Linked DNA regions of Homo sapiens: all the other regions are linked to region 1. A link is a loop called in an ENCODE intact Hi-C map of the cell type or tissue named here. Cell type or tissue: endothelial cell of umbilical vein. All regions are shown on one strand. Links, peaks and the distances in the headings refer to the core of each region. The heading gives the core; the rest is flanking DNA.

Region 1 (6,016 bases), core at 310-5,309:
AAGCACAAATAATAAAGTAAATGATTGATAAATTCCACTATATAAATACTGACAACATTAGTGCATCACAGACACCATGAAAATGGTGCAAATGCAAACCATAATGTAAGAGAATATATTTTTAAAAAATATAACTAAATAGGGACTCTAAAAACAAAAATACCACCACCACCACCAACAACGACAATGACAAACTCTTACCAATAATAAGATAAAGACAGGACTACCTAAATGAAAAATGGGCAAAATATTCAAGCAAATGCTTTATAAAGAGGGAAGGCAAATATCAATAAATTTTAGTAATAAGGGAAATATAAATTAAAATAAGTAAAATATAACGACAAACTCACTGCAAGGTTAAAAAATTTACAGTCTGACAATACTATGTGTTGCTGAGGATGTGGAGATGTCATCTCATATCATGAGCATATAAATTGATACAACCATATCAAATGGCAGTGTGACATTATCTAGTAAATCTGAGAGTATGCAAAACTTATAATCCAGCAGTTTCTCTCCTCAGTGTGCACTGTAGGAAAACATAAGCACGTGCAACAATTATATACAGGCAGCTCTCCATAATATTATTCTGAATAGCCCCAATGTGAAAACACTCAAATATCCATCAGCAATAGAATAGCTCAATAAATTGTTATATTCATAAAATATTCAGCAATTAAAATGAATAAATCACAGCTGTATACAATAATATAGATGGATTTTACAAACAAAATAGATGCCAGACACAAAATAATCCATATAGTATGGTAGCTGTTCAAAACTAGGCAAAACTCTGCTATTTAAGAAAGCATACGGCCGGGCATGGTGGCTCACACCTGTAATCCCAGCACTTTGGGAGGCTGAGGCAGGCGAGTCACAAGGTCAGGAGTTCAAGACCAGCCTGGCCAACATGGTGAAACCTCGTCTCTACTAAAAATACAAAAAATTAGCTGGGTGTGGTGGTGGGTGCCTGTAATCCCAGCTACTCGGAAGGCTGAGGCAGGAGAATCACTTGAACCTGGGAGGCGGAGGTTGCAGTGAGCCAAGATTGTTCCACTGCACTCCAGCCCAGCCTAGCCTACAGTGCGAGACCCCGTCAAAAAAAAAAAAAAGCATATTACTTTTTTTTAATGAAAAGAAATGATTCTCAGTTAAGTCAGGATATTGGTTACATCTGGGAGGAAACAAGAGTTTGCAATCTGGTAATACGCCCATGTTTCTAGATGGCGATGTTTCATTGCACTGTCTTCTAACTTGATGATGTTTACATAATGTTCACTTTATATGCATCCATTAAATGGCGCATATATATTTTACACTATGTGTCATATTTAACCATTGGAAAAAAATGTAAATTGAAAAAATCTTCCGATGACTATCTTCAAGACTTAGTTCCAACACATGAAGATTGACTCAACTCATTCAAGTAAAATTAGTTGTGTCCTCTTTGACTCTAAAACATCCTGTATTTATATATCTTATAATGCTGGCTTTGTCTTATTACGGTTTTACATGTTACTGCCCCCTGCACTGAGTTATTGACCCTCAAGGGCTGGGACTACATCTTTCCCAGTTTTGTTTCTGCAGGGCCTAACACAGAACTTAGTACTTGGTGGTGCTAAAATATCTTTTAATCAATGCTCGATCTCACCATGGCTATCTCCACCAGTCCAATGAGACCCAGCGTTTCATTTTTTGTATATATCATATTTTTCTCCGTTGAACACCAAAAGAAAACTATGCAGCATGGCTTCTCTACACAAAGCTAAATTTAAATAATCTTAGAACTAGAACATTTACATAATTGTAGCTATGATCACGTTTATGTAATATTGGGTCTTTTTAATAATGTCAGCTATGTATAACAATTATTATCATTGTTCATAATAAATAGAGATAAAAACTTGGGTGTTATTTGCTAACAGTGAAGGCTGATGAAATATTTGTCCCAGTCTGATTTGGTGGAAGTGGATATAGCCCAGCAGTTGTGATATACAGGCCCCTGGACATTCTGGTAAACAAAAATAAACAAAGGAATTACAGTTCTTAGGAGGAAAAAATATGGTGCTTGTTTTCAAATCTCTTTGTACCAACGGCAACTTAGAATAAACAACATATACATGTCTTAGATCATATGTGGTAGGTAATGCTGTTCCCCAGATGCCAGTTTCCAGGACAAGAGTGCACTTTTATCCCAATAATTTATTCCAATAATCAGACTATTAAAACACCCTTTTAGGTGAAATTTTTCTTAATGTTTCATAAACTACAAAAATATATACGACAACAAAATATTAGTACCCTGGCCAGGATTAGAAACACAAAAATCCAATTACAGTTGTTGTTTTTTTTTTCAAGAAAAAAAAGGAAAGAAAAAATATGTGAACAGTTTACATAAACCAGGAAAAAGCTAATCATAAAGAAATAAAAAAAATGTATAAAAAGTTCTTTATCACACAAGGTATGTTAAAGGAATGGGGGATATTGCAGAATTTTATTTTGGGGTGGCTTAGGGCTGACATTGACCAGTCCACAGTCCTATTAGTTGTGGTCCTCTATGGTTTAATTAAACGCTTCCAGAAAATAAAAGTGAAGCCTTTCATCTTGACCCTTTTTCAACTTTTCTCCTCTAAGACACTTTAAAAAAAAAAAACCACAATTATTATAGAACCCATCAGTTTGTATTTGATCTCTATTTTTTTCCCAAAAATACATCTCGACTTCCCACGCATTATTTCCTAATTCCAAAAATGGGTATCATGGATTGTTAAGCATGCACTTAACACTAAACAGGTTGACTGTTCTGGGAAAGATCTCGCATACTTAATTACCATTTTATTTCATCCGGTACAAGAATGCCATCTACAGACATGACTGCGCATTTCCATGAGCTTCTCTGAAAGAACTGAAAATAAATGCTATAAGGAAGGATTCCAAAAAATGTAGCTATTATCCTGATTCTTTTGTAACATTTGTTCTTTTTTGGACTAAAATAAGTTTGAAGAACAATTCATTCCCATTATGTACCATGAAAATGTTCTGTGCAATCCATGCATTTATAATCCAAGAGAGTTCTAATCCCTGTCGAAAGACAGAACAATATGTTGAGAGCTGGCATTGCATTTTGGTGTTTTGGAGAAATCACAAAATAAAATGGACTAGGTATATGATATGGGCATTCCTACAAAGTGTTTAAAATGAAGCTAAAATTCAGAATTAACACCGATGAAATAATTTAAATTACTTCCTAAGTTGCAATAATAGACTTCCAGAACAAAAATTGTTTATACTGGAGAGATGGAAAAAGAAAAATACATGTTCTTAGTACAGACACTTGACATCTTTTTTCCTTTAACTCTCACGCCTTCTCACTTGTGAGGCAAGTTTTAACTGAGCCATACGCAGGTTAATTAATTTACCAAGTCCACACTGCTAAGAAGTGATAGGGTGAAGATTCAGACATGTGATCACTAACCTCAAGTCTAATCCACTTTCCATTGTACTAAAGCCATAAATCTCAAGGGAAATCCTTCACAGCTTTAAAAATGGGGAAGGGGATTTGATACTCTCACTGTTCTAGGGAAACTTGCAAAAAGTGTCTTCTATGTAGCTTTAAAATACACATTATTACACACCAACTGCTAAGCCCTGCTGCACCGGATGTTTTTCTTGCAAAGACATACTATAAATAAAAACTGTAATAAAATATGATCCAGGAAACAGCTGGATGCTGGGATAAAAACACATAAATGACTAAGTAGTAAATTACCTTTCACTTGATTTCAATGCTGGGTGAATTCATCCTTTCTTAAACTAGACAAAATAGGAAACAGCAATGAGTGACCCCAACTGAGTGCATCCTTTCCCTCCCTGAAAGCAAATCCATCACATTCTTCCTGTGATGCTTCCCTACGGAAGTACCATCTCCTTGAAAGAAAGAAGCAAAACCTAGAATTCTCCAATTGCCATTCTTTTATGCATTCACTCAACAATACTTTCCAGTGCCCACCTTGAGTATCACAGGTAGACAGTATACAATTTTGGAAAAAACAAACACAATACTTGCACATGAAGAGCTTACAGTAGCAGAACGGTGAGGGGTTGGGAGGCAGGGCAGTCAACATGCAAATAAATTACACACAGTAAATCATCATTAAATATTTATTAAATGAAGCCTGTCCTTGCTAACCTAGGCCTTACTGATCTCTCCCTCTCATCTTTCTGAGGATCAGAACACTTAAAATTTTGTAATATTATCTAGCTAGGTAAGCTTCCCAGGGAATGGAACAATATGTTATACTCCTTTGCTCTCCTAACATAACCAAATACAATATATCAGCAAGCACAGTGTTTCATGATGTTCCAGGGGAAGTAGAGGAAGTGGGAGGGAGGAGTGGCATGAGGGAAGGAAGAAGAAGTAGACAAACAAAGAAGGAAGTGGAGAAAGAGGTGGTTTCATTTGAATTACTTGCTTTTAGGAAAAATAAAATATGTCTAACTCATGAAAAAATGAATTTTATGTACGTGGAAACTAAACTGAAATGGTAGAAAAACACAGATCTAGACAGAAGCACTGTTTTAGTCTTAAGTGAGAAACTGAGTCTCATTTATGGTGTGGAGGCACCGGAGGAGCCGGAGCTGAGCCTGGTGGTGTCATTGACAGCAGCTGGAGGGAGGATACATCACATCATGCTCACTAAGGAATCATAATGTCCAGATTTTCATTTCTTTGAGTCAGATGATTTATGTGCCTGTGGAGCAGCACACTACCACACCATCGATATCATTATTTTGTGGATACAATGCTATAAAAATACAAATGTTAGAAGAATTCAAGGAAAGAGAGGAAAATAGAGGAGTAAACAGTATAAATTGCTTTGCCTCACTTATCCACCAAGAGCAATGCGTGCTCTGGTTGGCTGTGGTCTCTGACTTTACTTTGTCTTCCAGGCTGGAGTGCAGTGGTGCAATCATGGCTCACTACAGTCTCGACCTCCTGGGTTCAGGACTCCTGAGTAGCTGGGACTACAGGTGTGCACCACCAGGACTGGCTAATTTTTCATATTTTTGTTGTAGAGATGGAGTTTCACTGCATTGCCCAGGCTAGTTTCAAATTCCTGGCTTCAAGTGATCCTCCCGCTTTGGCCTCCCAAAATGCTGGGATTAGAGGTGTGAGCCACCACATTCAGCTTCTTTCTTTAATGAAGGTAGTAGCCTTCCTAGTCATTCTATTGCAGGCTTATTGGTCTTGTAAAATTAGCATTGAAAACAATGGTTAATTTCCACATTCAGACTCATACAGTTCTTTAAACAATTGGAATGCAAGTTATGTCTATAATGTTCTTGAAATATTCCAAATGGCCCAGAGAAACTTGACCGCAGGTGTTTGCTACCCTCATATATAACAGCATTCAGTTAAAAAATTAAGTTGTGGCTGGGTGCGGTGGCTCATGCTGGTAATCCCAGCACTTCGGGAGGCTGAGGTGGGCGGATCACCTGAGGTCAGGAGTTCAAGACCAGCCTGGCTAACATGGTGAAACCCCATCTCTATAAAAAATATGAAAATTAGCCGGGCGTGGTGGCGGGTGCCTGTAATCCCAGCTACTCAGGAGGCTGAAACAGGAGAATCACTTGAACCCGGGAGGCGGAGGTATCAGTGAGCTGAGATTGCGCCATTGCACTCCAGCCTGGGTGACAAGAGTGAAACTCCATTTCAAAAAAAAAAAAAAAAGTTGCAGTAGAATACATATAATCAAAAGCTACTGAATTCCACTAAGAACTTGCAAATGAATTTTAATATCCTGCTTGTAAAACTACTGAATATTATGGTCTTAGGTTCCTTTTCCCCTTCTATGCTGTTGGAACTAAATATACAAAACCTGCAAATGGGAGCTAGCTAGCTAGATATGGATATGTATCTACGTATACAGAGAGAAACATCAACAGACATACATATAAATACAAATATATGTGATATAGTTTCAAGAGTACATGAAGTATCCCTGAAAGCTATATT
Region 2 (6,016 bases), core at 726-5,725, 300 kb before region 1:
CAGTTATAACAATATACTATAATAAAAGTTATGCGAATGTGGTCTCTCTCTCAAGATATCTTATTCTACTATACTTAACTATTTCCAGACTCTGGTCAACCATGAGTAACTGATATTAGGGAAAGTGAAACCACAGATAAGGGGGGACTCCTATAATAATAAAACAATTTACAGGTGACAAAAGATTTGAACAGACACTTGACCAAAGTAGGTAGATAGATGTCAATAAGCCCATGGAAAGATGCTTAACATGTTTAGTCATTGGGGAAATGCAAATTTAAACCATAAGAAGATACTACATACCTATTAGAATTTGTTTTTTTTTTAATGGATAAGGCCAGGCACAATGGTTCACGTCTGTGATTCCAGCACTTTGGGAGGCTGAGGTGGAAGGATGACTTGTCTACTAAAAATCAAAACAATTAGCCAGGCGTGGTGGCACATGCTTGTAATCCCAGCTACTCAGGAGGCTGAGATAGGAGGATTGCTTGAGCCCAGGAGATCGAGGCCGCAGTGAGCTATATCTTGCCACTGTACTTCAGCCTGGATGACAGAGTAAGACCCTGTCTCAACAAAACCAAAAAAACAAAAAACAACCCCAAAACGGATAATATTGACTCTTGGCAAGGATGTGGAGCAATTGGAATTCTCATAATTGCTGGTGGGAATTCAAAGTGGGATAGCCACTTTGGAAAAATTTGAGTTTCTTATAAAGGTAAACATGAACTTAACATTATGATCCAGTATTTTCCACTTACAGATATATTCAAGAAAAGTGAAAACTTATGTTCACACAAAAATATGTACAAAAATGAATATAGTTGCTTTATTCAAAATCGTCAAAAACTGGACTACACAAATATCCCACAACTGTTGAATGAATAAACATACTGTGATACAGCCGTATCATGAAATACTGCTCAGCAACGTAAAGGAACCAACTACAGATAAATATACAGTGTGGGTGAATCTCAAATGCTCAAATGCATTATGCTAAGTAAAAGCAGCCATTCAAAAGGCTACCTACCTAAGACCAGGCATGGTGGCTCACACCTGTAATCCCAGCACTTTGGGAGGCCAAGGCAGGCAGATCACTTGAGCTTAGGAGTTTGAGACCAGCCTGGGCAACATGGTGAAACCTCGTCTCTACCAAAAATACAAAAATTTAGCCGAGTGTGGTGGTGGGCACCTGTGGTTCCACCTATTCGGGAGGCTGAGGTGGGAGGATTGCTTAAGCCCGGGAGGTGGAGGTAACAGTGAGCTGAGATCATGCCACTGCACTCCAGTCTGGGCAACAGAGTGAGACTCGTCTCAAAAAACAAGCAAGAAAAAAGACTACCTAATGTGTGATTCCATTTATTTGACCTCCTGGAAAAGATAAAATTACAAATAGAAAACTGATTATGGTTGCTGGGCTGGGATGGAGAGGAGGATTTGCTATAAATTAGCATAAGGGATTTTGGGGAGGTGATGAAACCAGTTAAATAGTGGAAAGCTATGAAGCTCATGGTGGCAAATACCAGTTTTCCAAAATTCTAATTTTTCACGTTCACATGGAAGTTCAAATTTTATCATTGACAGCAAATACTGATAGTTGTTTTCCTTGAAATTATAGTCTTATTTCATTCAAAATTTGAAATTTGAAAAAAAATTGGCCATTTGTCCAAGGCTGGTATAAACAGTTTGTCATTTTTTTTTTTTTTTTTTTTGAGATGGAGTCTCGCTCTTTTGCCCAGGCTGGAGTGCAGTGGTGCAATCTCGGCTCACTGCAACCTCTGCCTCCTGGGTTTAAGCGATTCTCCTGCCTCAGCCTCCTGAGTAGCTGGGACTACAGGCGCTCACCACCACGCCTGGCTAATTTTCGTATTTTTAGTAGAGACGGGGTTTCACCATATTGTCCAGGCTGATCTCAAACTCCTGACCTTGTGATCCGCCCACCTCGGCCTCAAAGTACTGGGATTACAGGTGTGAGACACTGCACCCGGTCCAACAGTTTGTTGTTTTTTAAAGTAAAAGTTGTGTGCAAAATATGTACTTCCCATTTTGTCACAGAATTTAAAATAAAACAGGTACTCGAGTCCAAATTTAATAGTATTAATTTTTTTTTACTGCTTCATCAAGGACATTCTTAAATAAAACTGTGAAACAATGTCTTAGTATTGTTATTATTATTGTTATTATTTTTGAGACGGAGTCTCGCTTTGTCGCCCAGGCTGGAGTACAGTGGCGCGATCTCGGCTCACTGCAAGCTCCGCCTCCCGGGTTCACGCCATTTTCCTGCCTCAGCCTCCCGAGTAGCTGGGACTACAGGCGCCCGCCACCACGCCCGGCTAATTTTTTGTATTTTTAGTAGAGACGGAATTTCACCATGTTAGCCAGCATAGTCTCGATCTCCTGACCCCGGGATCTGCCTGCCTCGGCCTCCCAAAGTGCTGAGATTACAGGCCTGAGCCACCTTGCCCTGCCGGTATTAATATTTAAAAGTGTTCTTGGGGACTGCCCAGAAGGATCTTGGGTACAATGAGAGGTTTGCAGAAAATATTTTGAGAACCCTGCACTAAAGCCTTAATTTTCATTGCTGGTTTTTGATATTTGCTGCCCATGTCATAGTATTATATTTGCTTTTTTAAGCTATTTGTAAAAATACATGTTTCAAAAGTGAAGTGAAGTAAGTTACTATGAATAAAATATTGTTCTCTATTCTGCAGTTCAAACACACTCCACCAGGTGGCATCATACCTCTGCTTGTTGCCAACTCTTCCTAAAAATGAAGACACAACTTTTGATAAAGAATTTCTTCTAGAATTGCTGGTAAATATTAATGTTCTCTGAATTTTGCATGTGGTTTTCCTTGCCTTTTAAAGTCATTCTTAAAGATGTAGGTTCATATAGATTTTTTTGTGGGCCAAAGATTAGGCAGATAATTCCCATTTTGTTTTTGGAATTGTATTATCATTTGATTTTTTGTTTTCTCATCTTTCGAATTTCTTTACTCAAGTATTTTATCTCTTCGAACTACTTTCTGGATGAATCATTCTATTAGCAACTATTTATATGCAAATCACTTTCATTGTCTCTTTCAGTTCCTAAAAATTCCTGTGCTATTTTCTGACAATGTAAAACCTCTCATGAGTAAGGTTTTTGGAATTAATAATAACTCTTTGCAATAGAAAGAAATGAGGATTTTTTTCAGGAATTCTTCTTCTTTTTTTGTTTTTTTGTTTGTTTGTTTGTTTTGTTTTTTTGATACCGAGTCTCTCTCTGTCGCCCAGGCTGGAGTGCAGTGGCGTGATCTCAGCTCACTGCAACCTCTGCCTCCCAGGTTCAAGTGATTCTCGTGCCTCATCTTCCCGAGTAGCTGGTATTACAGATGTGTGCCACCACTCCCAGCTAATTTTTGTATTTTGAGTAGAAGATAGAGTTTCGCCACGTTGGCCAGGCTGGTCTTGAACTCCTGGCCTCAAGTGATTGACCCACCTCAGCCTCCCAAAGTGTTGGGTTACAGGCATGAATCACCGTGCCCAACCTGTTTTCAGGAATTCTTCTAATGGAAAATAAGTTTGAGGATAACGTTGATCCTGTGCCTATTAAGGTCTTGTGGCTAGAATTTTATTCCTAAAATTTAAATAGTTCCAACAAAAGAAAATAATTTTTAAAATGTATAGTGCTACAACATTATGTTTTGTTTCCTCCCTTCCCTAAAGGATTTCCCCAGGCTTTGGATTCTTCTACTATTCAATTTATGATCAAAAAGTTAAAACATACATATTGTTTAGATATCATGATTTTTTCTATAATTATACTATCTTCACTGAAGAGAATGTGATACATTTTAAGAATATGTCATTTTAGCATTATTAGATAAACACTTATTTTTCTTTTTCTTTCTTTTTTTTTTTTTTTTGAGATGGAGTCTCACTCTGTCCCCCAGGCTGGAGTGCAATGGTGCAATCTCGGTTCACTGCAACTTCCGCCTCCCGGGTTCAAGCAATTCTCTTGCCTCAGCCTCCTGAGTAGCTGGGATTACAGGTGTGCACCACCACGCCCAGCTAATTTTTGTATTTTTAGTAGAGATGGGGTTTCACCATGTTGGTCAGGCTAGTCTTGAACTCCTCACCTCAGGTGATCCACCTGCTTCAGCCTCCCAAAGTGCTGGGATTAAAGGCATGAGCCACTGCACCCGGTGTAACACTTATTTTCATATTTGAGATAGATTATTAATATTAAGGGTACACAGAGGTCATCATGGAAAGGAACATAGAGTGAGAAGACTAGGGTGATAGATTAATAAACTTTCCCAGATGGTATAGCTAGTTAGTATAAGAATGAAAACTATAGTCCAAAACCTAGAGCTCCTATTTTTTCCTACATTGATTAATGCTAAGTGTCATGGTTTTTAAACCCTTGGCATGTGCCAGGGACTTTGACACTATTTCATATTTCATTGGAAACTTGAGATGTGTGGCACTTTATCTGTTTTAGTGAAAAGGAAACTAAGGTTAGGAAGGTTAAAGTAACGTGCCCAGCTTTTACAGTACTCATAAGTAGAGGAGCTGGGATTTGAACTCAGGTCTGTCTGATTCCAAAGACCATTACCATTGGTTTGTTTCTCATCTTTGATCTATGGAGAAAATAGGAAAAGAAAAAAAAATCGCTTGTTGAACTGCTACAATAACTGATAGGCATGAAACTTCTTCCATAAATTATTTTGATTGAAAAAAGATGCTTCTAACCTTCTGCATGAACTTGTTTCCTTTATTTTAGGTATCTCGTCATGAACGTCGAATTTCTCAGATTCAGCAGTTGAACCAGATGCCTTTGTATCCAACTGAGAAAATTATATGGGATGAAAATATTGTCCCAACTGAGTACTATTCTGGAGAAGGTATGGTAAAGAAGTATGGATTCAGCTGTACAATGAAACAATTTCAGATTTATCATATATAATTGGCAATTATAGGCAGTGTACTTGAGTCTACTCTGTACATTAGGATAATTTCCTGGTGCCCAGAAGTTAACTTTAGAAGCTAGAAAAGATTTAGTATTTTGAATGCTTTAGCACTAAGGGTTTTTATTAAATTTAACTATACACATATCACCCTGTAAAAAATACGACCATAAAGCCCTAAGACTGTTTTGGTTTTTTTTGTTTGTTAGTGTGAGACAGGGTCTTGCTCTGTCACCCAGGCTGGAGCGCAGTGGTGCAGTCTCAGCTCACTGCAGCCTCAGTCTCTGGGCTCAAGTGATCCTCCCACTTCAGCCTCCCGAGTACCTGGGACCACAGGCGTGCACCACCACACCCAGCTTTTTTTTTTTTTTTTTAGTAGAGACAAGGTCTCGCCATGTTGCTCAGGCTGATCTCGAACTCCTGAGCTCAAGCGATCTGCCCACCTCAGCCTCCCAAAGTGCTGGGATTATAGGTGTGAACCACTGCAGCTGACCATAAGACTGTTTTCAAGGAGACCTTATAATGCATGAAGTATAGCTTTCATTTTGTCACTATGATAGGCTGTGTTTGATAGAGCTTTTGTTTTTCAAAGGCTTTTCTTAGGGGCTCTTTTGAATTCTATGTAAAGCAGGTAATGATCACCAAAAAAAAGACATTATCATTTATTGATAGTAAACCCTTAGTGTTGATCCAAAATGGTATTGCCTAGTTTGTTCACTTATTTCCCCAGATTTGGATCTAAACACTTTTCACGCATCCTCTGAGGATGAGAATTTGCCACAACTGAGTATATGCAAAAGTGCATTCAGATATACTTTGAAGGTATATTTCAAAAGAAATTTCAGGACTTTTTTGAACAATGGCATCATTAGTAGAAGAAATGTGACTGTTTTAAAGACATCACAAGTATAAGTATTGGTATATTTACTTAAAATGGTTAATCTAAGACATATCCTAGAGCCATAACTCCGATAGACCCAGTGCACTAATATTGTGCTAGATTTCAGAACATAGGCAGTCTTCATATCTTTTTATGTTCTTACAGTGGTTAATATGTTGCTTTCTCAT
Region 3 (6,016 bases), core at 477-5,476, 690 kb before region 1:
ACATCATCTACTGTTGGCTAACCTCCCACACAGTGCAGAAATGTTTTCTGCAGCATCCTTGGCATATGCTCATCCGGTCTCAATTTGGATATCTTCAGCAAAGGAGCTCATCATTTCCTGAAACAATCCATTCTGTTGGACAACTCTATTTTAAAAATCCTTATGTTGAGCTAAAATATGCCTCTTTGTAACTTATACTCATTTAATCATTGTTTCAAGTTTTCCTTCTGGAATAAGTCAAAACAAGAGAACATTTCAGATAACTGTACTTAAAGCAGATCTTAATGCCATTCCTGTCTCTCTCGCTCTCTGTGTGTATGTCTTTTTTTCTTTCTTGTCCCAAAGCATTGAACGTAAATTTCTAAACTTGGATTAATAGTCATAAGGAGGGCATCTATTTGGTAATAATTTTTAAATTAGCTTTATTGTAGACAAATTCCTCTGATATTTGAAGACAGAAATTTTTTTGTAATTATCTTGAATTATATTTTTGTATAGAAAAAAGAGTAAGAAGACTGCCATTTATTTTCAAAGATGGTACTGTATAACCACTTGTGGAGATGTAGAGGAAAAAAAGCAGTCTTCAGTTGCCAAGATGTGATTGAAATCTGAGGGGGTGCATTTTTGTTTTCAGTACTTGTAAATTGCCTTTAAAACCTGTTGTTTTTAAATTAATAATTACCATAATCATATGGCACCTAATGTTTATTGAGTACTACGTATAATTCATGTATCTTATCTCTCCTTTTAGACTGAATTCTCCGCTCAATAATAATTCTCCAATCTCTTTTAGTATAACTTATGATCTGGTTTTTTTGGGTTTTTTTTTTTGTTGTTGTTGTTGTTGTTTTTGAGGTGGCGTTTCACTCTTGTTGCCCAGGCTGGAGTGCAATGGAGTGATCTCGGCTCACTGCAACCTCCTCCTCCCGGGTTCAAGCGATTCTCCTGCCTCAGCCTTCTGAGTAGCTGGGATTACAGGCATGTGCCACCATGCCTGGATAATTTTTTTTTTTTTTGTATTTTTAGTAGAGATGGGGTTTCTCCATGTTGGTCAGGCTGGTCTCAAACTCCCGACCTCAGGTGATCCACCAACCTCGACCTCCCAAAGTGCTGGGATTACAGGCGTGAGCCACCACACTCGGCCAATTTATGATCTAAACAGAACAGTGAGCATTAAAGAAGGTACTATTAGTAATCAGAAGGTAGTATTAGTAATAGTCATTCTTTTTAAAGCTGAACTTCAGGTTATTCTATCAGCTAGTACTATTACACAGAAATTTATATATATGTGACATATTGTTTTGAGTAGTTCTAAAAGGCATTCATATAAGGTTATTATGTCCTGTCCTGTTTATGATTTAAGCTTCCACCTACATCCTAACCCCTTCTTCACGTTCATAATTGCAATGTAGTTTTGTAGGCAAAAATTGCTACTTTTTTTGTGACCTGCCAAAAGTGAAAAAAGATCCTCTTTTCTCGCCCCACTGTTCCTCAGGTAAAATGAGAGAAGCCACAGAGCATGCAAGGCTGGACTGCCTACCCTAGAACAGTCCCTTACTGGCCCTTTTTAAGATGTGCAAAAAGATGGAGTTTGAAGAGTTAAAGCTGTTGTAATTATAACCCTTAAATTTCCGGAGCCTGGTTAGAGGACAGCATGGGGAATGCCTAGTGCTTCAATTATTTTGCAAAAATGCCATTTTTGTGAAATGAATCCCACTGTCCCTAAAGAATATCCATTCTCGTTCTACGTGGTGTTCTCAATCTGGGCTACAAAATTAAGTGGTGCTGATGGATGAGTTTCATTCTGATTTAATTGGTCTGGAATGGGTTCTGGGTTTCCAAGTGATTCAAATGTTCACCTAAGTTTGAGTCACTGCTCTAAAACTACTGTGACACAGGGGGAAAAAAAAGTTTTCTTCTAGGCCCAAAAGTTGTGATTTCAAGAGCTGGCATAAGAAAAGTGCTACTGACAGCCAAAAAATGCACACAGGAGGATCCCACTGATTATAGATATTCACATTTCAAGATCACATCACTCTGAAACATCTGATTAATTCTAAAGGTAACTTTCAGAAATGTGCCAGGCACTTAAAAGTCAAAGGGATTTTATTTTTACCAAAAAATATGTCTTTTTAACCTCAACCTGTGAGGAATCACTTTTAAGATCACTGTTCAGAAAATAAACAACTTAATGAATTAGTTCCATTTTGCAACATTTCATACTCTAGAAATTTCATCAAAGAAATGATTGGCAAACTTTGAGGAAAATTGGTTCATCTAACTTCCTTTTGTTAGTAGAGGAGAAAAACAGCATGAAATACTTATTTCCCCCTATGCCTTTTCGCTCTTTAAAATGGGTTTAAGGCAGTTACTATGAATTCTGTCTCTAAGAAGGAAAGTTTCACACAACTAATTTTCATTAGGAGTGATATGAGATAATTATCATACAAACATGCTTCCTCTTTTTATGCTGTCTTTTCTAATTTATGCATTGCCACAATCAGTCATTCTACCTGTGCTAGCTCTAGGATGGGTTGAGGAAAATATTTTTTTCACTTGAATATTAAATATTCTCTTTCTTAATGACCTACTTCATCATGTCCTTTGCTCTGTTTTCTTTTCCTGATATCATTTTCTTTTCTGAGAAAATTATGTCTAAAAACGGTAACTGCCAAATTATGTTTGACCCATTGGTTAGGCATTTCTGATTCTAGCTGCTAGAATGGAATGAATCTTTTAGGAGCCAGCAGCTTAGCTCTCACACCAGACACTGGTCCAGAACACTGCCAGAAGGCTGCACTGCAATCAGACTTCAGTTGTGAGAGTTCTTAGTTTCCTCACGCTCCTCCCTCTGTGAAGTATATTTAGCTGAGCTTGTGCATATGACTTCAGTTCATAAAAAGTTTACAAGTGCAGCTGGAATGCTTAGCATCTGATTGTTACATAAATAAGCATTTGAGAATGTATGTAAACTTGACAGTGTTAGTACCAGATGTTCCAGTAACACAATAATGTACTTTGAATGTCCGTTCTCACTCTCAGCTTGTTTATTTTGGCAGTACTTCCTTATCTGCTAACTTTCAGATAAGCATATATTTGCTATCTCCATAGTGTTGATCCTCTTATTGTTACATTCAAATTACATTTATTATATTTAGTGTGTAGAAGTACAAATAACAGAAGCACTAAGACCTAAAATCATTTTTACATATGTCTCCTTAAAATACAAACTATCTCAGCTCCTAAATGTTTATGGCATATAAAGAAGAAAGAATCTTCTCTGGGTATAGGTATAAACTCATTTCGGTAGGAATTGTCTTTCCAATTATGGGTTATCCAAGTACTTTTTTTTTTCTTTTTGGCCACCAGGCACTTAAATTAAGAGATTTCTGTTACTGTAAAAATTCCCCTGCCTTCCTCAGGTCTTCCCCACCCCTCACCATACCTGACAATTGTTTTGTTTTGCTTGTTTTGGGAGGGTTACTTTATTTTATTTTTGGTTGGAAATAAAAATTGTATACATTTATGAGATACAATGTGATATTTTGCTATACATTTACATTGTGGAATGATTAAATCAAGCCAATTAACATATCCATCACCTCACATACTTTTTTGTGGTAAATCATAGAAGCTTTTGACATTCTAGAGGTTTTATTTATTTATTTATTTATTTATGCAGTGACAGGATCATAGCTGACTGCAGCCTCAACCTCCTGGGCTCAGGTGATTCTCCCACCTCACCTTCCTGAGTAGCAGGGACTACAGGCGCACGCCACCACATCCAGCTAATTTTTATATTTTTTGTAGAGAGGTTTCACCATGTTGCCCAGTCTGGTTTTGAACTCCTGGCCTCAAGCAATCCTCCCACCTCAGCCTCCCAAATTGCTGGGATTACAGGTGTGAGCCACCATGGCTGACCAGAAGTTTTTATTTCCTCAGAGGTTAATTGTGCAGTTATTTCAGACATGCGGAAAAGTAGCATGAATAAGAATGATACTAGAATGTTCACATATCTATATATTTTGTACCATCATTCACCTGTTGCTGACATTTGCTCCATCTGCATTACCAGATAACTGTGCTCACTCATTCTCTTTTATCTCTCTGAATATATGTGTGTGTGTGTTTGTATATATGCATATATATACACACACATAAGATATGCATATATGTATATGTGTATACACATGCACAACACATTTTTTCTGAACCTTTTGAAAAGTAGTAGCATGGTCCTTTACTCCTATATACTACAATACCTAAAAATAAAAATTTCCTAAAAATAAAAATATTGTTTTATATACAAGTAAAGTTAAAATTGATGCATTTTTCTAATCCTTCATCTGTATTTCAATTTTGTTAGTTAACCCAACGATATCCTTTATACTGTTGTTTTTCCTCAGGAAAAACAGGGTCGGGACTGTTTTTAGGACTCAACCTAGGATCAGGTATTACATTTAGTCTCTTCAGTCACCTTTAATCTGGAGCATTTCTATAAAGCTTTGTTTTGCTTTTATAGCATTCAAATTTTTGAAAACTGTAATTCCATCTTTAATAATAGAGAATTCTTTGTTTTGGTTTTACATGATGTTTCTTTGTGGGTAGATTGAGGTGACATGTTCTGTGCCCAATACAGAGTGAGAGATGATGTGCTCTTCTCAGGGTGTCACATCAGGAGGCACACTATATCCATCTGCCCTCAACGGGGATGTTAATTTTGATGACCTAGTCAGAGTAGTGCCCAGTTTCTCTACTGTGTGGTTATCAGTTTTTCTCTTGCCACTAATAAGGAAACAATTTAATGTAAATATACTAGATTACAGCTTTTTAAATGACTTGAACTAAACATATTTTTGTGATTGTACTGTGCACAGTCATACTATAAAAGCCCTAAAGTTGCCCAGACTTTCCTATCTACTTTTCTTTATCCCTGAAATGCTCTCTTTCCTCTCGGCCACCTCGCTCTGAAACTGCCTTTGTTCTTAAGGGCCACGTGACAACATCCACCCAGTCTTTTTGCTTCCTGACTTTTCTCAGTCTGAGCCTGACTTCTGGAATCAGACTGAACATGTTGGGTGTGTTCTCTGCAGAGAGCTCTGCTGAGGTAATTACAGGTTCTGGAAACCATAGTGACCTGAACTTTACTGAGGGAGGTAACCTATTTGGAGATAAAGTCCAAATATGGTCAAGAATGAAAGCAAAAGTTTGAAGCCAGAAAGTCAATTCTTAGCCTCAGAATGGGAGGTTATGTAAGGCCCCAAAAGGGCAATCAATCATGAAATTCAAAGCCAAAATCAACAGGTTGAGAGACGTGGTACAATTTGTGTTAAGGCAATAGGTTTAGAATTAATGCCCTGAGGTTGATAGAGGTCTGTCTTTATGTGAAAACAGCTCTGCAGCAAAGACACAAGCCTGATAGCCTAACAGAGCCTGACTCTGCCCTGCTTTGGCTTTGAATGATAGAACACCATGACTCAATAAGGGGCATGACCTCAGAGAGGGTAGAGCAGGCTCCCAATAAGAGTAAGCATAGTGAGGATGCATGGTGCAGTTCTAGAAAGAAAAGAGCCAATTGAGTGCATCACTTGAATTATTTCCCTTGGTGGGAAATGTATTTTATTTCTATGTAATATTATAAAAAACAGTTTAGAAACACACTGTATTATAAACTTTAAGCTCACTTCCAAAGATACAGGAGAACAAGAAAAACATGCATGAAGTTAGTAAAAGTGATCTAATTAGCATTCTTATAGAATGAGCTGTAGATTTACTGGAGTCTTACTAAAGGGAAAAATACCAGAGCACCAGACTAGCACATCAATCATTTGAGATTGTCTGACAGTCTTGAAGAGGATATCCTGGCTGCAGAAAGCACACTGCTGTCTTAAGGCTAGGGGCCCAGGTCAGAACATAGGAAGAACAAAAGATGAGCAGTTTTGAAAGGAACCAGCTGGCTTAAGGTGATCCAAAGTGCACAGATGTTAAAACCTTAGTGTTCCAGCAATACAATTAC
Region 4 (6,016 bases), core at 615-5,614, 820 kb before region 1:
TCAAAACAGGTAATAGATGGAAATGGCGGGGGGGGACGTATAAGAGATAGAAAGGCATTATAAGTGAATTCAAGTTCTGTGGAGAGCTGTAACCATGTGACCTTCCATGGCAGAGCCTCAGAGCTAGAAAATAATAAGGTATTTGGTATCTCTCCGTGGTAAATACCAAGCTACTCCATTCTTGCTAAAGTTGAGTTGTTGTCTTGGATATCTCTCTCAAATTTGATGCTCACCTAACTGATGTTGAGAGAACACTCTGGATGTGTTTTCTGGAGAGAAGGGAAATTGGTGATGTATAGCTCTACTTAAAGATTCCACCTATGGCCTGTAATCCCAGCACTTTGGGAGGCCGAGGCGGGCGGATCACGAGGTCAGGAGATCGAGACCATTGTGTCTAACACGGTGAAACCCCATCTCTACTGAAAATACAAAAAAATTAGCCATGCGTGGTGGTGGACGCCTGTAGTCCTAGCTACTCAGGAGGCTGAGGCAGGAGAATGGCATGAACCCAGGAGGCAGAGGTTGCAATGAGCCGAGATCACGCCACTGCACTCCAGCCTGGGCGACAGAGCAAGACTCCGTCTCAGGAAAAAAAAAAAAAGATTCCACCTATGTAATCTAGAGGAATAAAATGGCAGAGTGCCCCTTGATGACTCAATGTAGGAGCAGTTCACTACAGTTACAACTCATTTCTTGGTTTATAGGCTATCCAGTTGTCCCTTGAACTACAAGGTGGTTAGGAGCACCAACCCCCTGCACAGTTAAAAAGCCACGTAAAACTTTTGACACCCCAAAAATTTAACTACTAATAGCCTGCTGTTGACCAGAAGCCTTACCAAAAACATAACAGTCCATTAACACATTTTGCATGTTGTATGTATTACATACTATATTCTTACAATAAAATAAGCTGGAGAAAAGAAAATGTTACTAAGACAATTATAAGGAAGAGAGGCCAGGTACAGTGGCTCATGCCTGTATTCCCAGGACTTTAGGAGCCCAAGATCGCTTGAATCAGGAGTGAGACCAGCCTGGGCAACATAGGGAGACCTATGCCTATAAAAAGTTTAAAAATTAGCTGGGCATGGTGGTGTGTGCCTGTAATCCCAGCTACTTGGGAGGCTGAGGCGGGAAAATCACTTGAGCCTGGGAAGTCAAGGCCTCAGTGAGCTGTCTTTGCACCTCTGCACTCCAACCTGGGTGAAGAGCAAGACCCTGTCTCAGAAAAAAAAAAAAAAAAAAGGAAAAAAAAAAAAAGGGAAAATACACTTATAGTACTGTACTGTATTTATCAATACTGTAAATTTATGTCATCTGTTTACAAAATGAATCATTGTCTGAAATTGCAGGCAACCACAGCTGCAGATCTTGATCTACAGAACATCAACTTTTTCTTATAATGTCATGACTTTTCTCTGCGTCTTGAGAACACATCCAGCATCACTAGTGGCAGTTCGTATGGGTCCCATGTTGTTACTCGAGGTTTACAGTATTTACGCTAAACACAATGAAATATATGCAAGAACCACTAGAGATCACTTTTTACTGTGATACACAATTTACTGGAGACAGAAACTGCTCTGCTCATGCAGAGATGATTAGCATCACATAGTATTTTAAGCAGACACTAGCAACACTTGAGCTCACCGCAGTGGCAATGTAAGTTGGCTACAAAATTAATACAGTAGTAACAATAGATAATAATAGTGAATTTTATGCAGTTATGATTTAATGCTGCATCTTTGTTTACCTTTCTCTCACCTGTGAATGATATGTGCGTGTTTTGATAAATTTCAACCTTTTATAATAGATTTGTATATATTTTATGGTAGTAAATGATAAAATACATGAACAGCTACATGTATTTCATGCATGCATGACATACCTTTCTCTTAATTTTTTCAGTATTTCTAGGCTACATGGTTCATATGTTGAGTTTTTTCAAATTGTCACACATCTCTCCAAATATACGTATTGAAAAAAAAATCCATATATAAGTGGATCCAGGCAGTTCATATTCATGATGTTCAAGGGTCAACTATTTACCATTCAGATCTCTTTTTTTTTTTTTTTTTTGATGATGATGATTTGACTATTACTAATTAAAGTACACAGATGGAGGATTCGGAACAGTAGGACTTTTGCACTCCTTGTGGACATAAATCAAGACAATATGTTGCTAAGACATCTACCTAGGTATAATGGAGAGCAGATTTCTACTGCCTGTTACAGCTTGATTTCCTTCTAATGTAGAATATGTGAATGTGAATGGAATTCATTTAAGGGAATTGGAAGACCACCTTGAGGGAGATGGATTTGGATGTAATGTAATGAATAAATGTTACTAACAACTCCTCTCTGGAGTTATGCAGAGTATGTTTGTGAAAAGCCTATGACACACCCAGAGAGAGCTGTATTTGATACATAATATACCAAATGACAATCTCATGATACTTTTTTGTATGTGTGCAAACTATTTTTCTAAATTGTACAAATTTTACTAATGTACCACAGTAATAACCCATGTTGTTGCTTGATGAGTATTGTCTCTGCTGTCTTGATATTCTGAAGGCATTTTTAGTAATGGTCTTGAGGACCATTACTAATATCATACCAAATCAGACCAAAATAATGTTCCTGAAAGCTCGTGATGAAAAGGATTTGCTAATCCAAATAGAGACACTAGAGGGAGCTCTCTTCCAGGAGACTGGCTGCATCTGGAAATGGCCCTAGAGGGACAAGAAAGCTTTAAATGACTGGACTCATAGAGTATTTAATGGAACATCATATTGGTCAACAGTGCAAGAAGAGGGCTTATACTCTTATGTAGGAAAGACTTTTAAATATTCCAATTGCTATGGAAGTTGTTGTTTTTAAAGATTCATTGCCAGCAGTTCTAGTAGCCAAGCTAATATTGAAGAAAGACTCTTGAATATTCCAATTGCTATGGAAGTTGTTGTTTTTAAAGATCAATGACCAGCAGTTCTAGTAGCCAAGCTAAGGATGCCCACTTATGGAAACACTATGGTTAGCCTAAATTATGGGACATTGCTGAACAGTGTGGCCTTTATATTTGTTCTCCAATGGCCGAAGTATCACAGATAAAAAGGGAATTTGTCTTTCTCATGCTACACTGATTAGAATTGGAAGGATAAAGGAATGACATTATGTTATCCTGAAGGGAGCTTGTTGCATAATGACATCTGGAAGCCAATAACTTTTAAAACCTATACTATGCTATGTATAATTATATCCTCAAGCCAAATGGAATCCCGAATTTATTGAACAATAATCTCTAGTCACTAACCTAGTCACTGTGACTATGAATGTGCATTTAAAAAGGTTGTTTTTGTTGGGAAGAAACAGAGAATGGTATTGTGATTCTAGTTGACCTCATGTGCCAATCTGGGCCAGAGTATAGCAGTGAAGGACCTGGAGAGCTGTTCTGATGGTCTTGGAACTCTACCTTATTTGTTAGGCTGCCTGATTACTTCTCTTCTTGAAATTATCAGAAAAGGTTGAAACTGGGTAAGGTGTCCAATTTGTTTGAGTCTGATTTGACAAGCTGTTATCTTGGTTTAACTCAACTTCATATTTATTTTGTATTACACTATAAAATAAATATCACATTGTATGTGGGGCTGTAGAGAACATATCCTTATGTTTCTGCACAGTTAGGACCTTCTGAGCAAATTTTACAGAAACTTGGGACCTAGGCTAAAAGATGAGCTTTAGAACTTAATTTATGACTGAACAGTTAAGTGAAAACTCCAGAGAGACTTACCTTTCTAGAGGTATCTGTTTACATTTCAAAGGAAGGGTTGAGACCAGGACCTTGGAGACATTTCTTGGGTAGTAAAGCTGGAGACACTAGTTTTTCCCCTCAGGAAGATTTATTTACATTCCAAAGTGTGAAAGCACATATCCTTCCCTTTACTTTTCCAAGGAAACTCTCAGAAGGGAAGGGACAACAGCTGCCTCTTTTTTCCTAAATCAGTACTCAGATTTATTTTTCCAGACCCCTTGCCTGTGGTAGATGAAATTACTTGCAAGATTATATCTCTTTCTCATCACCTTGCTCCTGGAGTAAGAGCTGGGGCAGAGAAAAGTCAGAACAGTATTATTTACTTATTCTTTGTAAGTAATAAAAATAATAATGTGTTCTGCTCCAGAGAACTCTTGTTGGGACTCAGCATACCAATAGATATAGATATTATATTAAAATGGTAACAATATATGAGACAATTTCAGAATAACAATGCTAATGCCACTACTGATGATATAATTTCTGAGAACAGTTAAAAAGAATTTTTTGTATGTGCTTTTATGAATTTCCCCTCTCATTTTTAAGAGATCTTTTTATCTGTATTGTCTGAGCATATAGCTACTATGACTACACATTCCTTATGTTTTAAGTTTTATGGAAATGTAATTAATACACTATGCATGTCACCCACTTAAAATGTACAATTCAATTTTTTTAGTGTATTCACAGGTTGTGCAATCATCACCACAGTCTAGTTTTAGAATTTGTGTTCCCCAAAAAGGAATCTCATGCTCGTTAGTAATCATTCTCAAGTTGCCTCCAACCCCTGCCCCACTGCTCCCAGCTTTAAGCACCATGAGGACTTTGTGTCTTCATATCTTTATAGATTTGCCTATTCTGGATATCTCATATAATTGGAATCCTACAATATGTGGTCACTGTGACTGGCTTCTTTCACTTAGAATAATGTTTTCAAGAATCATCCAAATTATAGCATATATAATTGAGTTCTTTTTGTTGCCATATAATATTCTGTTACAAAGATACGTTTATTTAGCCATTCATCAGTCCATGGACATTTGAGTCATTTCCATTTTTTCTTTATTATGAATAATGCTCCTATGAACATTTGTGTACAAGTTTTTCTTTGGACCTATATATTCATTTCTCTTGGGTATATACCTAGGAGTGGAATTTCTGTGTCATATGATAATTCTATGTTTAACGTTTTGAGCAACCACCAAACTGATTTCTAAAGTGGCTGTACCACTTTACATTCCCACTAGCAATGAATGAGGGTTCCAGGTTTTCACATCCTAGCCAACAGTTAATTATTTTCTGTCTTTCTTATAGCTATCATGGTGAATGTAAAGTCTTATCTCATTGTGGTTTTATTTTGCATTTCTCTAATGGCTAATGATGTTGACCATCTTCTCATGCATTTATTGGCCCTTTGTATATCTTCTTTAGAGAAATGTCAATTAAAATCCTTTGCCTATATTTTAATTATTTGTCTTTAGTGCATTGTAGGTTTTCTTTAATATATATTCTGAGTATAAGTCTCTTATCAAATGTGTGATTTTAAATATTTTCTCCCATTTTGTGGGTTTTCTCTTTACTTCTGGGTGGTGTCCTTTGAAGCATAAACATTTTTAGTTTTGACGTAGTCCAATTTATCATTTTTTTGTTTTGATTACATGTTCTTTTGATGTTATTTCTAAGAAATCATTGCCTAACTTGATGTCACGAGATTTACTCCTATGTTTTCTTCTAAGAGTTTTATACTTTTAGCTCTTACATTTAGATATGTGATTTCCTGGTTCTGTCCTTCTCCCACTGTGTTTGTATATATATGTATACACACACACATACATATATGAGCTCATCATTTTTTTTATTATACTTTAAGTTCTGGGATACACGTGCAGAACATGCAGGTTTATTAAATAGGTATACATGTACCATGGTGGTTTGCTGCACCCATCAACCCATCATCTACATTAGATATTTCTCCTAATGCTATCCCTCCCCTAACCCCCCACCCGCCAGCAGGGCCTGGTGTGTGATGTTCCCCTCCCTGTATCCAAGTGTTCTCATTGTTCAACTCCCACTTACGAGTGAGAACATGTGGTATTTGATTTTCTGTTGCTGTGTTAGTTTGCTGAGAATGATGGTTTCCAGCTTCATCCATGTCCCTGCAAAGGCGACGAACTCATCCTTTTTTATGGCTGCATAGTACTCCATGCTGTA
Region 5 (6,016 bases), core at 448-5,447, 100 kb before region 1:
CAGTAGGACATGTCAGGGGACTCATTGATCCAAAATAAATCTCTTGAGCTCATGCTGCACTTCATCGCATCATTATTAGTTGAGAAAGGAATCTCTTGGCATTGAGAGTAGAAGCCTAGGGAAGCTTAACTCAAGATAAGGTTATTGTCTGTCCTCTCATATTCTCTCACCTTGGTCACCACCATTTAGTGAGGTCTGTGTCCCATGTTCCAATAGGAGCAGCATAACAGTACTTAGCATTGCAATTGAGAATATTCATTTTGGAGTCAGATGAATTTTGCTTGACTCCTACTCCTGCCACATTGAAGCTTTAACTTTAGATATGCTTATTCTTGAATATTAGCATCAGTGTTCTTTTCTGCAGAATAAGAACAGAGAACCTGTCCCATGTAAATATTGTGAAGATTACATATACAGTACATAGCATTGCATCTGGTACATAGAAGTGCTCCATAAATAGTATTAATATGATCATTGTTATTCTCGTAGTCTGCATTAAACACATTAGCAACTACTGTTGATCCAGAGTGAGTCTGGGATTCCCTTAGGGATTGCAATTTAATCTCATGCATAGTGTTCTCTGTAAGTTTCTTGGGGGTATTATAAGCATGAAGAACATAGGCACCCTCCTCTTAAAAATAGTAATTATGTTCACTTATATACAGACATCTAGACATCTGAGGAAACACTCTTTCTGAAAAAAAAAGTTACAAGCTAGAGCAGTATTGGGAGATTCTTAGGTATCCAAGAATGTACAATCAAATTCAAGTCCTAATGCAAAAGGATTTAGCATTGTGTGTATATTTATTTACAGAAAGCTGATAGCAAAGTTTATTCATTGTGATCATTTTTGAGCCATGCTCTAGTTCCAAACAAGTGCTAGACTGCATTTACTGTCCCCCAGTTTCTCTGTGACAGTTCCAAGTCAGCCCTTACTGGAATGCCAGAGCTTGAAGGCAAAGAGTTTGAATCCCCTGATGCCAGGTTATTCTTGGCAATAACCCACTTTGGCCCAGATAGACTCATGAGGCTCTGTCCTCTTTATTTGGGACTGGAACCAGGAGAGAGTTATTCTGTGTAGAGTAATGTAGGCATGGAGATCTCACCTGGGGACACTCAGGGGCGCCCCTGCAGATAATGAAGGGGCAGGATGGGATCACTGTGATATTTAAACTATTTTCTTTAAATAACAGAATCTTTTTTTAAAAAAAATCAAGCAATGAATTACCCCCAATATATAAAACAAATACCAGTCCTTTGTTCTGATTGATAAGTATGCATGTGTGCATAAGGGACTTTTGGAGGCTCTGCTTTCCAAATATTCACTGCTATGAGTACTCATCACACATACATACACATATTCGGTGGCCTCTGTTGCTTGCCACCAAGGAATCTCAAGGCTCCTTTAAACATTGTTTAAAAATCACTGCAATAAATGATTTTTAAGGCATAGTCAGCTCCTGTTTTCCATGATACCAATGACCAACTATAGCTTCAGGTAGATAAGAAGGGGTTCTGTGTCTTGGAATGAGAATGGGATAGAGTCTATAAGAGAAGCCGAGGCTCAGAGAGAGAGAGAGAGAGAAAGCCTGTGGTTGAAGCAGAGAAAAAGCCAAGGGCCAAGGGAAGGGCTGAGTGTTAGTGGAGGTGGAGGCCAATCGCTAGGAGCAGACAAGGCGGCGGGGGACTGTTAATGAGTTCTCAGTCCTGAAACACAAGCCATTAGCCCACCCAAGGCAGTGTTTGACTGTCATCCATTTGTGGTCTGGATTGATCATTAACCTTCAAAGGACCAAATATACTTCCACATCCAGCTTGGCAAGACATTCATCTTGTATGGTTGGTATCCAGCATAGGCCCAGTCAGGAGTCCTGGGAGGTTAGCAGAGGGCAGAGGCCAGCAGGATGAGCCCAAGTCTCCTTTCAAAAGAAGTCCAAGTAGAATCCAAAAGCTCTTGGTCTTTCGAACTGTCATTTGCATTGATGAAGCATGTGAGTGAGAGCATTTTAGAAGCTGTAGTACTTACTCCCTACTCTGGGATCTGTAAGATATAAGTCTGACATTTGGCCAAAGATCTTCTAGGACATATCATTGAGTCTTAGAGAAATGGATGGTCTACATAGAAGCAGAGAAAAACAATAAGTAGAAATTGGGGCTGGGTACGGTGGCTCACGTCTGTAATCCCAGCACTTTGGGAGACTGAGGTGGGAGATCACCTGAGGTCAGGTGTTCGAGACCAGCCTGGGCAACTTGGCAAAACACTGTCTCTACTAAAAATACAAAAATTAGCCGGGCATGGTGGCAGGTGACTGTAATCCCAGCTTCTCGGGTAGCTGAGGCTGGAGAATTGCTTGAACCCAGGAGGTGGAGGTTGCAGTGAGCCGAGATTGCACCACTGCACCCCAGCCTGGGAGACAAGAGAAAAACTCTGTCTCAAAAAAAAAAGAAAAGAAAAGAAAAAAAAAGAAATTGGGTTAGGCAGACATGTTAGAAGGATTACAAAATTAAAAAATTTGGGGGAAATAATCCCAACCACTTTTAAAACGAAGCCAAGAATACCCACAAAAATAGAGACAATCGTTTACCCTTCTAAATGTCATCCTAACATCCCTCTCAGATATTTAAAGCTTTGGTATAAACATATCAAAACACTGTATACTGCAAATAGATACAATTTGTATTTGTTAATTGTACCCTAATAAAGCTAGGGGGAAAACATACCCTAAAAATTAATCAAGCAAGCAGACTTTAGATTTGTTAAATTTTCTGGCAGAATCTCTAATATAACCTGCAAAATGCTCTTCTCCGTGACCCAAAATATGCTTCTGTCCCTGGAAGGGACTGATACCTCCAAAGGAGTGTTGTAATGTCACTGAGTCTGATTTTTAAAGAGCAATTGCAAAATTGGGCTTTCTAACCCACAGTATCTAACTACTGTTTTTCCTTCTTTTTCCTCTCCTCCCTGGCACAGCTAGAGGGTGCAATCTGGGAATGAATCACTGGGCTGCTCTGTCCCAGTCCAGTGTAAGCAGGAGATCAAACGGTCAAAAGATTATGGGAGTGGGGCTGGCCGGCCAGGCCATAATCTCCATAAGGTCACAGAAGTGCTGCTTTCACATCAAAAAATTAGACTTCCGGCCCCTAAAATTCCCTGAGACTGAGTGGATTTCCTTTTCCTAATTGAGAGGCCGGGGTGGTAATTTATTCCAGCCCCCAGTTCCACCGTGGAGTGGACTGGGGAGTGGATTTAGCAGAAAGATTCTGGGGCAAGTGGAGTGGCGGGGAGGCTGGAGGGTGGAGTGAGAGGTAAGAAGCGGATTGGATTTGTAAGGAAAGTGGGGTAATTGAAGTGACTTTCTGGATTCTAAACATAGCCTAAGCAAGAAAATTGGGTTTCTCAGAATGGCCCACCCAAGACATTCCATCGGCTCCGGCCAGTCTAGTTTTGAAACGCCTAAGGCGTCAACAGGGAGCGGCTGTCTGGGTTCAGCTCCTCTCTTCTCATTAGGGAGCAGGGTGGGGTGGAGCGCAGGGTGCTGGCGGCCTGCGTGAGCGCCAGCCCTGCACGCTGCCTCCGCCGGCGCCCAGCATCTGCTCGCGCCGCCTGCCCAGAATAGAACGTCTCATTGTGATGGATTAATCCTTTGGCTCCGGTCCTGCCCGGGTCACCAGCTCAGCCTGCGCCCGCCGAGTGCTGGGGCGGGGGGGGGGGGTGGACAAAGGGCACTTTAACTCATTCAGCACATTCCCTCTTCTCTCCTGCAGAAGGGCCCTCTCCAGTTGCGCGGCCCTTGTATAGAAGCAGAGATGGTCTTGCAAGGTGGCGGCGCCTCCAACAAGGGGACTGTTTGCTTCCTTTTAATTGGTTCATGGACTCCTGGGGGCGGAGAACCAAATTAAGGGAGATCTTTTCCTTTTTCTGATCCCTCTGAATATTTAATTTCTACTTCTTGTTTAACCTCTCTGTATTTATTTTAATTTCCTCATCTGTAAAAGGGGGGTAATGATTTTACTTACCTCATAGGACCATTACTATGATTAAATGAGTTAATACATACAAAGTGCTTTCGACTTCACAAAAGGACAAATATTGTACCAGTCCACTTATATAAGTTTCTGGTGTCGTCAAATTCATAGAGAAATAGAAAGGTGTTTGCAAGGGACCCGGGGGAAGAAGGAAATAGGGATTACTGTTAAATGGGCGCAGTTTCAGTTTGGGAAGATAAAAAGTTGTGGAAATGGATAATGGTGATGGTTGCACCACAAGGTGAATGTACTTAATGTCACTGAACTGCACACTTAAAAATGGTTAAGGTGCTAAAAGGTTATGTGTATTTTTTCACAATAAAACAAATACACACACATACACACACAATGTGCCAGGTATATAATAGGCGCTATATAAAGGTTGGCTATTGTTTATTATTATTATTCACTTTAGATACTTATTATTTCCCACTTCATTTGATAAGTTTTTACGTCTATATCTTTTCTCCCAAAAAAGCCTCTTGTTCATGCATTAGAGTTTCTGTACCTCACTTAACATAGCAATCTTGATCTTGGGCAGCTCCAATCCATCCACAAGAAATGAATAAATGAATGAATGAATGAGTGAGTGAATGTGTTGGACCAGGAAATAGAATATCCCAAAGTAACTTATGTAGCCCTTAACCTTCTGACTGATCGAGGAGACAGTGCCCTCCATCAGTGGATAGTCCTGAAAATAGCCCAGACAAGACACTTGGAAAAGCTCCCACAGAGTGATGCTGATTGCTGGCTCTATGATTTTCTTCTTGGTGGGTTGGCTCTGAAGCTTAGGAACGATCAAGGTCAACCTAGGAGAGCTGCTCAGGGACCCACCTTTGGGTCATTTTGTGTTTGGAGGACTGTTTGGAGACTGAGTCCAAACAGCAGGTACCCCCAAGAGTTTGAGCTCACCTCAGAGTAGCCTTGAGGTTCCATTCAATATTCACTGATACGAGGCTCCTAAGGCTGGCCCTTAAGTGACAGAGCTTTGGAGGAAGAAGCAGGGAGTTGTGCATCCTACCACTCATGACAACATACATCCTTTCAGCAGGGAGCCCTTTCTCCTTTCCTCACTCTCCTGTCTCACCCCATCTGGTGTGAGCAAGCAGGAGAGAGCCAGTCTGTAGCCTTCAGTAAATGTTACAAACCTAACTGTGCTAAGTTAAGAGACATTATCAAAATGACCCAGGAATCACCTGAAAGGACTGGACAGCTCTGGAAATGAGTGAATGCATCTTGTAAGCAAGGAGAAAACTAGAGGGATCCGTCTGGGACTGAGTGCACCAAAACTCTTGTGTCTCTCACGGTAAGCATTGGGCTATTTTTGTGTGGAATATTTTCACAGGCTCATTGGTGCTGTGAGGCTTCACCAGAAAGCAACAGTTCACCTTGTAGGAGACTGAAGTTAATTTTCGGGGACCTTAAACAACCTTTGGCCCTGGCTCAGGAGGCTGGGGAAAGAGAAGGAATTGAGTGTCACTGGGCAGCAGGAATGAAAAGCCACAAGGCAGATGATTAAAATGGTGGCTGAAAAGGGCAATGAGAAAAGATGAGCCAAAGGCTTGAAGATTATGAGAGAGCACCTAGTGCTGCTGGAGAAGGGCAGGGGGACAGAATGTGTGTTTAGGCTCCGGTCCCAGTGCCGCCATTGACCTGAATAGTCTGTGCCCCAGACTGACCTCCCACTATACACACTTTGGTCTTATAAAGTGGGTTTGGTTTAAATGCCCAGCCAGCTAGAGATTACAGATGAGTCACTGTGTCCAAAGGGTTATACCTTCTGTGCCACCTTGGGAAGGCACTTTCTGCTGAGTAGGCCCAAATGCAGCAGGTGACAAGTCACCTTGTCAGCCAAAGGCTCCCCTTTGAAGACACCCCATGGGGCCTCTGCAGGGACAAGGGCAGAGCAGTATGTAAGAGCTTGGAACGTGACCCTTATCTGAGCTGCTGTGACTTTAGCTCCTGTGGATAGGATTAGATGCAAAGATGC

The links. Hi-C counts contacts between places; a loop is a spot of excess contacts. Peaks named below come from ENCODE experiments on the same cell type or tissue, not always from the same donor. Only the 100,000 strongest peaks of a DNase experiment are listed, where the experiment ranks them.
Region 2: it touches region 1 in a loop (12-fold over the local background); 74 of 110 quality-filtered maps call a loop at or near these places.
Region 3: a loop joins it to region 1, with 4 times the contacts of the local background. A loop is called at or near these places in 2 of 110 quality-filtered maps.
Region 4: it touches region 1 in a loop (2.8-fold over the local background); 3 of 110 quality-filtered maps call a loop at or near these places.
Region 5: a loop joins it to region 1, with 4 times the contacts of the local background. A loop is called at or near these places in 2 of 110 quality-filtered maps.

Annotation. Positions count from the first base shown.
Region 1 is chr15:34,618,725-34,624,740 of GRCh38, reverse strand. No RefSeq gene overlaps it. Among named protein-coding and RNA genes, the nearest start is that of LINC02252, 34 kb to the left of the region's middle. In endothelial cell of umbilical vein, for the core only: a CTCF peak has its summit at 2,897; DNase peaks (open chromatin) are centred at 2,850 and 3,710; H3K27ac peaks cover 1,834 bases.
Region 2 is chr15:34,917,127-34,923,142 of GRCh38, reverse strand. It overlaps AQR (aquarius intron-binding spliceosomal factor), which reads left to right. Exons shown (of 35, transcript NM_014691.3): 14 at 2,709-2,811; 15 at 4,765-4,885. Among named protein-coding and RNA genes, the nearest start is that of AQR, 50 kb to the left of the region's middle. In endothelial cell of umbilical vein, for the core only: a CTCF peak has its summit at 2,729 (motif pointing right); a DNase peak (open chromatin) is centred at 2,722.
Region 3 is chr15:35,305,896-35,311,911 of GRCh38, reverse strand. It overlaps a transcript of DPH6 not described here. Among named protein-coding and RNA genes, the nearest start is that of MIR3942, 63 kb to the left of the region's middle. RefSeq lists a silencer at 2,850-3,144. In endothelial cell of umbilical vein, for the core only: no CTCF peak of the experiment used is centred there; DNase peaks (open chromatin) are centred at 2,981, 5,101 and 5,461; H3K27ac peaks cover 3,144 bases.
Region 4 is chr15:35,441,456-35,447,471 of GRCh38, reverse strand. The region is part of intron 5 of DPH6 (diphthamine biosynthesis 6); the gene reads left to right. Among named protein-coding and RNA genes, the nearest start is that of MIR3942, 72 kb to the right of the region's middle. In endothelial cell of umbilical vein, for the core only: a CTCF peak has its summit at 2,677 (motif pointing right); a DNase peak (open chromatin) is centred at 2,681.
Region 5 is chr15:34,719,633-34,725,648 of GRCh38, reverse strand. LOC124903463 (a long non-coding RNA gene) reads right to left here and starts at 3,586. Exons shown (of 2, transcript XR_007064579.1): 1 at 3,412-3,586; 2 at 786-2,115. RefSeq lists an enhancer at 3,480-3,981. In endothelial cell of umbilical vein, for the core only: no CTCF peak of the experiment used is centred there; DNase peaks (open chromatin) are centred at 3,048 and 3,558; H3K4me3 peaks cover 662 bases; H3K27ac peaks cover 632 bases.